3 separate regions of the Homo sapiens genome follow, and all the other regions are linked to region 1. Evidence: chromatin contacts called from ENCODE Hi-C or POLR2A ChIA-PET data. All regions are on one chromosome and are shown on one strand. Each heading gives the region's core, a stretch centred on a gene start or an enhancer-like site at or near the end of the contact. The rest is flanking DNA. Distances are from core to core; before and after follow the strand shown. Region 1 overlaps TSPAN14 (tetraspanin 14). Region 2 holds the start of CERNA2 (competing endogenous lncRNA 2 for microRNA let-7b). Region 3 overlaps LOC105378394 (a long non-coding RNA gene).

Evidence for each region. Hi-C counts contacts between places; a loop is a spot of excess contacts on that map. ChIA-PET counts read pairs that join two places held with the same protein, here RNA polymerase II (POLR2A). Pooled maps may share reads with other maps.
Region 2: a map with no recorded cell type shows a loop between it and region 1 (8-fold over the local background). The contact joins the promoter of CERNA2 here to the enhancer-like site in region 1. A Hi-C loop is called at or near these places in 6 of 37 single-sample maps with no recorded cell type and 5 of 50 pooled maps. POLR2A ChIA-PET finds 5 or more read pairs at or near these places in 1 of 52 experiments (activated CD8-positive, alpha-beta memory T cell).
Region 3: a pooled map shows a loop between it and region 1 (8-fold over the local background). The contact joins two enhancer-like sites. A Hi-C loop is called at or near these places in 2 of 37 single-sample maps with no recorded cell type and 3 of 50 pooled maps.

Annotation. Positions count from the first base shown.
Region 1 is chr10:80,471,048-80,473,911 of GRCh38, forward strand. All of the region lies in intron 1 of TSPAN14 (tetraspanin 14), which reads left to right. Among named protein-coding and RNA genes, the nearest start is that of TSPAN14, 18 kb to the left of the region's middle. RefSeq lists enhancers at 196-435, 446-515, 1,216-1,445, 2,078-2,127. Within about 2 kb of position 1,349, at least 15 of the 41 ENCODE cell types and tissues checked have a DNase peak (open chromatin) inside an H3K27ac peak, as active enhancers do.
Region 2 is chr10:84,170,462-84,173,325 of GRCh38, forward strand. It overlaps CERNA2 (competing endogenous lncRNA 2 for microRNA let-7b), which reads right to left and starts at 1,615. Exons shown (of 2, transcript NR_134505.1): 1 at 1,261-1,615. RefSeq lists enhancers at 934-1,435, 1,350-1,399, 1,750-1,989, 2,810-2,859.
Region 3 is chr10:83,538,686-83,541,549 of GRCh38, forward strand. The region is part of intron 1 of LOC105378394 (a long non-coding RNA gene); the gene reads right to left. Among named protein-coding and RNA genes, the nearest start is that of LINC02650, 140 kb to the right of the region's middle. Within about 2 kb of position 1,451, at least 6 of the 41 ENCODE cell types and tissues checked have a DNase peak (open chromatin) inside an H3K27ac peak, as active enhancers do.

The sequences.
Region 1 (2,864 bases), core at 99-2,598:
TTTCCTGACCAGCTTGCCACCACCACCACCTCCTTCTCTCTGCCCTCCAGCACCTACTTGACTGCACTTAGTGAAGGGAGTCATGTTCTGAGTTCCCTGAGTCAGGCACAGGTCCCACTCTGAGTTGGTGTTTGTCTCCACGGCCTCATTCTCGGTGTCTTACATGCAGCAGTGCCCTGAACATGTAGAAACAAGTCTTTAGGTGTTTGTCTCCCACAGCAAAAGTCTTTTCACCCCATGGGCTTGGCAGGCGAGCCTGTGCACTGATGGATTGCTGGGTGGTTTGCTTCAACCTTGCTGATCTAGGGAGGCCACAGGGCCCAGCCCAGTCCTCCTGAGGTCTGGAGGCACAGCACCTTGGACTCCCTGGGTTCTTGTTCACATTGGGAATACTAGTGTAGACTGGGCCCAGACTCTCCACGTTTGTTTGCAACTAGCTGAGGAAGAGGCTCTGATGTGCTCTTACCAGGGGCATATAAAAGGATTCTGTGTATAGACATTTCATGTAGACTTAGATTTTCAGAAACAGGCCTGTCATGATGATCAGGGTATGGGTATAGGACACGTGCACTATGCCTGCTTTGGCCTAGCATCCTCCCTTGAGTGGGCAGCTTCACCTTCAATGGCAGAGGGAAGTAGGTTGGGACATCAACTTGGAAGTCAAGGTGCCAGGCCTCCTTTTGCCTAGCCATTTGAGAAGTGGGGGTGGGGTGGGTAGCAGGTGTGGGGTGAGTGGCAGGTGTGGGTGACCAGGCCCTGCCTCACCTAGGTGGGCAGGTGTTGCCCTGAGGCTGCTGGTGCAGTTGAATGAGCTGCCTGATGAATCATTCTGAAAATCTCTCATGGGTGCTGGGCGTGGTGGCTCATGCCTGTGATCCTAGCACTTTGGGAGCCCGAGGCAGTAGGATGGCTTAAGCAGGAGTTTGAGACCAGCCTGGGCAACATAGGGAGACCCCATCTCCCTATGTAGCTGGGACTGCAGGTGTGCACTGAGGTAGGAGGATCACTTGAGCCCAGGAGGTCAAGGCTGCAGTGAGCTGTGACGGTGCCACTGCACTCCAGCCTGGGTCACAGAGTGAGGCCCTGTCTCAAAAACGTAAAAGTGAAAATCTCCAATGGGGCCCAAGGCCTGAATGTTTTGTTTGCTTTTTTTTTGTTCCTCCAAGAAGGACCACAAACTCTATGTTTCAGTTACTTGAAGCCAGTTATTTTGTAGTATCTCCCTTAATTTAAGTTTGTTTGTTGTTTCCTCATGGTTAGCTGCAAGTTTTGCAGTTTTGTAAGGAATACTGCGGAAATGGTGAGTTCTAGGTGCATCCCCTTGGGAGGCACATGATGTGGGTCTGAGTCATTACCGGTGATATTGACAATGATCGCTTGCTTATGGTGATGTCTGCTGGGTTTCTCCCCTCTAAGTTACTATTTTGTTCTTTGTAAGTGTCCTGTGGGGAGATACTTTGAGATTATGCAAATACAGTATGCTATTTCACATCAAACTCATGACTGGTTTTAGGACCCATTGCAGATTCTTGGCACAGTCGGTTGTTTCTGTCATGGGTGTTGAATGCGATGATTTAATTCCATAATTCCTTCTACATTTATCATTTAACTATACAGAACTGCTGTAGCTATGTATCATTGTGCTACACATAACTTTTCCTTCTTTCCTGTTTATTTATCTCTGTGTGTGTATTAGAATGGGCTCATGAATTCTTATTTTATTCAATGAGTTAAAATCCGTTGTTATTATTGTTTATTTTGCCGCTCAGATTGTTCCAGATTTGGCCAGTGGGGGCTTTTTCAAGCTGCTGTGAATGACAGCTCTTCAAAACATGCATTTCCAAGTCTATCACAGTTCTGTTGAACTAGTTGCCATATGATTCTGGAGGCAGCTCCTGAGCCGTTCTGCTGTCCTGTGGAGCATGGCGTCAGTCACAGTAGGCCCATGGTTTTTAGTGTGCACCTTGTGAAGCCTTCCTTTCCCCCAGCCACCTGAAGATAAAAGTGTCCTGCTCTGCCTGCTTCCATGTTGGGTTTCTGGGTCAGAGTTTCTTTGAACAAAGCCTCCTGTAGCTTAAAAAATAATAAAAATAGTAAGCTTGGAAGTCACTGGACTAGGTGACCTCCATTCCAGGCCCAGTGCTTCTCCCACTGAGGACTCCCCTGACTCAAATCCACCCACTCTGCTGCTTTCCTGATGACAGCACTGAGGTAGACAGAGGCCTCCTCTCACCAGGTTAATGAGGAGGCCCCTCGGTGTCCTGAAACTTGGCAGGTTTTGGGTTGTGAGTTTTTGGTGGTGGAAATTCACAGTGTTTCAGTCACTAAGATCAGGGTTTTTACAGGATGCCAGGCACTGAGACCCTCAGACCCTTTGGAGAGCCTGGTGGAGCTCAGAGCTGGGGCCCAGCCTCTCCTGCACCTGCATGTGGAGGCCATCCAGGGCTGGCGGTCAGGGGCTTGATGGCCTTGGAAGCTGGGGGCCCACCTTCCCCACACTGTGCCAGGGCAGTGTTTGTCACCCTGTGATAAAGGAGGGGATCCAGCCCCCCTGACGTTGTGCAGCTGTGTAGTGACTTCCCACAGTAAAGAGTCAAACTTCTTCACTCCAGTGAGCGGTTGCTGCCACCATGATGGGTTTTTTTTTTTTTTTTAAATTAAAGTTTTTTTTTTTCTTTTTTGTTGGAAACCACAGGTTCACATGCCACGGTGTCTGATTTTGCAGTGTTTCTGGTGGCCCCTGGATTTGGCGTTTGGGTTAATGAGGGAATGGGTCAGGGATGTGCATGGACAGTTCTGGCTCTAAGGGGTGAGTCAGAGAGAGCCGAGCCCCTCCTTCCATCCTCAGAGGGTGAGATTGCTGT
Region 2 (2,864 bases), core at 365-2,864, 3.7 Mb after region 1:
TCCACATTCTTATGCCTCCTTATAATCTTTTTACCAAAGGTATATTTTACTATTTTTATACACCTTGCACATAAACTGTTTCTTCAATAGTAGTACTCAGGAGGCTTTTTTGCATAAATTTTTTTATAACATTTTTTCTTTCACAACTTTCGCCGACAATTCTTCAACATGCCTCAACTTTCTGACTTATTACAAACATTTTTTTTCTTTAAACAACCAGTTAATTTATTTCAGGACAAGAATTTACCATATAACACTCTTTTTACATAAATTCTGCCTCCCCCCCGCTTTTTTTTTTGAAGATAACCATTCCTTTTTTTAAAGCGAACTTTCTTTATGTCTTTGGACTAGACTCTCTAAGGCCACAAGATTAGAAGTTACCACAATATATGTTATGCTGTTAACTTTTAGCAAACTTCACTTTTGTTGAAAACCTTGTAAGTTTGGGATTTCAATTATCCTTTGCTATTAATAAGACCTTGTTTAGTCTAAATTAACTTAGAATTGGTATAGATGGCCTCTTTTTTTTTTTTCTCTGCTGGTCTTTCCTTGCCTCTCCCAACTGCTTATGCTGCTGTTCTTTTAACTACTGTGGAGGGGAAGGGGGTCTAAAACCAGCTGTAACTGTCTATGTATGGAAACTGGTCTGGGTGCCTTGGCTTACAGGTTGCCCTGTGTCATACCGTTGAAACAAGGGACCTGTCCAGGCTTCTTTCTGATGACCAACCCACTCTAATGCTGGCCAGTCTATTTCACACAAAGTTCTAAGTTTTCCTGGTGTCACAGTAACATCGTAATCTCCCTTAAATTCTTTCTTGAAATTTTTATTTTTTTTAACATAGTTCCTAGTGGGGTGGGCTTATTTTTGCCTGACCCATGCTTCTTCAAGACAAAACACCATGTTCACACCACACACACACCACAAAACAAAAAACAGGTAAAAAGGGCACACACACACTTTTGCAGTTTACACCAAACCAAAATCAGAGTATCCAGAAATCCAAGCCAGGTCAAAACTAAAACCAAAGTATCACACAATCTAAGTCAAGTCAAAACCAGAACAAAAGTGTCAATGCAGGCATGCCGTGGGTGATCAGGCCATGTTTCCACCCAGATGGAGTAGGGCAAGTTCCAAAGACTAGTCTTACCAACTCAAGCCAAGTCAAAACCAGAACAAAATGCCAATACAGGCACACTGTGGGTGATCAGGCCACGCTTCCACTCAGATGGAGTGGGGCAAGTTCCAAAGACTAGTCTTACCAAGTTGTAGATGTCCGGACTCCAAGTGCCAGTTCCTTCCTGGTGTTCAGCCACTGTGTTAATCTTCCGTGGGGGCCTGCTACACGCTGCTCTGGCAAGGCGTTCCATTGGGGCAATTGCCTACCCGGGAGCGCTCTTTGGATCACGTCACTCAGGCTGGCCGGAGTTCCCCTCACGGATGCTCCACAGGGCAGGCCTAAGCCGCCTAAGGGGCTGCCTCGGCCATCCGTCAGTCACCTCGTTTCCCAGTCAGGGAACCAAGAAATGTAGCAGGGTGAGCCGCAGACAAAACCTCTCAGACACTGAGTTGTAGAAGGCAGGGCTTTATTCAGCTGGGAGCATCGGCAAGCTACTGCCTTCAAATCTGAGCTCCCTGAATACACAATTTCTGTTCCTTTTAAGGGCTCACAACACTAAAGATTTCACATGAAAGGGTCGTGATTGATTTGAGCAAGCAGGCGGTACGTGACAGGGGCTGCATGCACCGGTGGTCAGAGAGAAACAGAACAGGGCAGGGAGTTTCACAATGTTCTTCTATACAATGTCTGGAATCTATGAATAACATTGGTTTTTAAGTTATGAGTTGATTTTTAACTACTGGGTTTAGTCCAGGCAGGCCCAGGCCTGGTTTCAGGCCTGGCGCCGGGCTGCCTGTCTTTGGTTTTACTTCCTTGTTTTTTCTTAAAAGAGGTACTGAGTATAAAACAATATAAAACAATATGAGAGGGTATCTCTCTTCCCTCAGTTTGGGAGTGGAGGTTTGAGAGCAGCCCAGGCAGAGGCTCATCAGGGTGCATGGGAAACATCCTAATTTCTTCCGAAAAATATTCCTCCTACCCACCACCTCTCATAGGCCCAGGGGCTCTGAACCCTCTGACACCATCTGAGGCCAGAGCCTAGCAAGTGTTCAGGCACCCATGCACCATTATTAAAGGGAACTCAGACCCACTCTGATGGAAAAGGAGCCCAAAGCATTCCTGTCATCAGTCTCTACCCGGCTGAAGGATCCCCCGGCCTCCCTTTTGCCAGTCTGATTCCTCTGCTGGTCCAGGAAGCCCACCATGACCTGGCCTACCATGCCAGGCCATCTCCGACCCAATCTTATTCCATCTCTGCAGAGTGTCCCCTCCCTCCCCCACCTTCTGACTGAGCAACCTACGTCCCCTTCCTTCAGTATAGACAGCACTTACAATGCTGTGAGACAGTCACTTGTCTGCACAGCTTCCTCCACCAACAGGAGCTCCTTGAGGCGAGGCACAGTGTCTTCTGTGTCCCTGGAGCCAAGCGCATGGCTCAGCCCAGGTCACGTGTCCAGTGAATGGGTGGCATCTGAGCCTCCTGCACCTGTGGTCAGACTTTCCCCCATGCCTGCCCTGGGCAGAGGCTCCTCTCTTCCAGGCCTTGTTCAGGGTGACCCTGTACTTGAAGTGTCTTCTCATTTCATCACTGTCTTAAACATCAAAGTCCACCTGTGGCCCCACCTCCTTTAAGAGCTGTGTGAGCACCTTGGTGCAGATGGCTTCTCATACATGCCTCAATACAGGCTTGTGAGAGAGATAGTCCTGTGCCCATTTCACAGATGGGAAGCCGACTCAAAGACATTC
Region 3 (2,864 bases), core at 201-2,700, 3.1 Mb after region 1:
TCTTTCACTGATTGATAGAATGAAATATATCCAATATTTAACTAATAACAAAACAGCTGTCTCTATTTCAAACATTCATACTTTCATTTGAACATGGGAGGTTCTGAATTTTCATCTTTCTGAATCCCTTATTAACTATAAAATCAGTTGAGTGGAGTTTCACCTTAAACTCTGATTGGATAAACATCTAGACCTCAATCATGTTATATGTGGCCAGTGTGCTTGTTGTTGTTATAAGTTAGAGTTGTTAATTTATGAAAACACTGCATATGTTTTGGGACTAAATCAGAAATCATTTTTCAGTATCCAGAGCAGTCAAGTAATAGCATAAAGAGATGGTTTACAGAAATAAAAGAAAGAAAATTGTTTCAATTAGCTACCTCCTGTATGCTTTTCTAAATAAATACCAAGATTCACCCTATCATATAGTTTCACATTATGATAGTCTCATTCTTCATTTATAGATATTATATATGAAGATACCAAAAAGAATATGCAGGATCCTCAGTAGAAGCTGTTGGTGTGTTGTTACTCATAGGTACACTATGGTAGAAGAACACCCACGTCCAGCTGAAGGGCCATTGGGCTAACATCCTGGCACACCCTGGCCCAGGTGCAACCCAGAATCTTTGCATCCCTTCCACCCAGCTTGTCTAATTCCTGTCCCTATCCTTAACTCAATAGGAGCCCAGGATATAGCTGCTCCCTTTTGATAACCATGAACCATTGACATTTCTTTCTTCTTAACTTCCCATTGTTGTAATATTTTCAGAGATAAGTAAGGGTGATCTTGACCACAAAAATCAGGCTAGATTTAAGATTCATTGATTCCTCTTCATCTTGAAATTTTTGGGGTCTCAATGAGTAAATCAATTAGCAAATCAATTAGCTGATCTAGATTAATTTACTTTTCTGAGCCTCAGTTTCCCCAAATGTAAAGACAGTGAAAAGACTAAACTCTTTGGTGTTGAACCAGTTCTGAGGTCTTTTATGATTCATCACAGCTTCCAGCTGTGGGCAGCTGGGGGCAGGCATAGAAGAGCCATTCTATGATGTTTTCCTCTTGGCATAAGCTACTCAGTCACATATTAAGAAATCTCTGCTACCAAATTTTCCAAACCCAGATAGGCTTCCCTTTGGTACCTTAGTACCTCTCTTTCAGTCTCCACTCTGAAATTCTGGGTTTTGATCATACTTCTATTTTCACATAGATTGTCGCACATTCTTTTTGCCCAAGCTCTTTACTCCGGGTTGTTACAAGCTGTTCTGAAAGCTCTGAGTACACTTTTCAGAAACAGCTGTTCTGAGTCAAGGTTGTTTCTGTTCCACAGCAGTGATTTAGCTCAGACTAACTTTTCTCCCCACAATTATGAGCTCATTGCAGTCATCCTGTGGGACCTGTATCTGGCAGGGGAAAGTCTGTTGGAAGAGCAAGAAGAGGATATGGAACAAGCCTGCAGCCCTGGATGACAGGTCTCCCCAGAGATCCCTCCCCCAGCTGGAGCCAGCCAAGCCTAGCCTTTCTGCTGACAGTCATTCCTGCTTCCTGCTTCACCCATGTGGCTCCTGACATGCTGTTTGAAAAGATCTGTAAGGTAGCTGTGTGGCCTCATTTCTGTAAGGATCTCCAGGGAAGCCAGCTTTCTTGGTAACTGCATAATTTATGTCATTCACCTGCTTAAAGGCTCTCAGAGGCTCCCTATCACTGAAAGAATAATATGTAAACCTTTTAAATGACTCCCAAGGCCAGCTTTCTCAACTGTAAAATGCGGTTCAAAACACCTAATTTGTGGGGTGGTTCTGAAAAGTAAATAATTAAATATGCCTAGGTTTCTGTGTAGTAAATAGGGTACAAAACAATTATCAGTTTTCTTCCCCTTCCTGATCTGGTCCTTATCTATGTTATAGGATTATCTCTTATTACTCTCATTCTTCATTTCAGTTATCCAGTCTACTTTCATTCTTCAAGTATTCTTTAATATTTTTATTCAGATTGTATGTGCCTGTTCATATACAATCTTTCTTGAAACTTATGCTTCCCTTTTCTTTTCAGAAAAAACAGCTCATACCACAGCACTCATTTTCACTCTCTTTCAAAGTATAGGTAGTCCCTCTCTTCTTTTCCTCCAGTGTTCCACTGCCCTGGTACAGTTCTGTGACCGTGTTTGGTATTTTGTCATTAATGTAATGATAATAATAGCTATCATTCCTAACATGCTTATTATATACCCAAGACTGCATTTTCCCTTTACAAACATTAGCTTTACTTTTCAAAGCCAGCCTACAATTGTTGATATTTAGCCTCCAATTTAGATGAGAAAAATGACACTGAAAGGGGATGATGTTGCCCAAATATACAGCCTAGTTTGACATGTGCCATGTTGACTAGACAGTACTTCTTAAATAACTATATAAGAGACCTGGCCCTCAGCAAATAACTGCTAAGAGATGAATGACTCAGAAAAGTCTCCCCTTTGATTCTTGATTCTTTTCTCACCAGCATCATGAGCTTCTCTTTTCCTTAAAGGACACATCTGTTCAACCCAGTCGTGTTTCAGTATGTACCATCAAAGAATTGCAGAGGAATGCAATAGATCATTCAAATAAAACTTTTGTTTGTATTACAGACATTGAAACAGACTTGGAGTCATTCAAACCTTTCCTGAGGTCAAAAGTGAAGCAGTGAGGGAACTGGAATTCCAATGACATTCACTTTATTCTCAAGCTGGTGTTCTTTGCACAGCTCTGTTTAGCAGGTTGGGGAAATGACTGGCTGGTTTTCAAATCTATAAAAGCTGGAGCACAACTAGAGAGGCTTCAAAACCCAACACAAGCATCACTTCCTCCAGGAAGCTGTCTGTTTA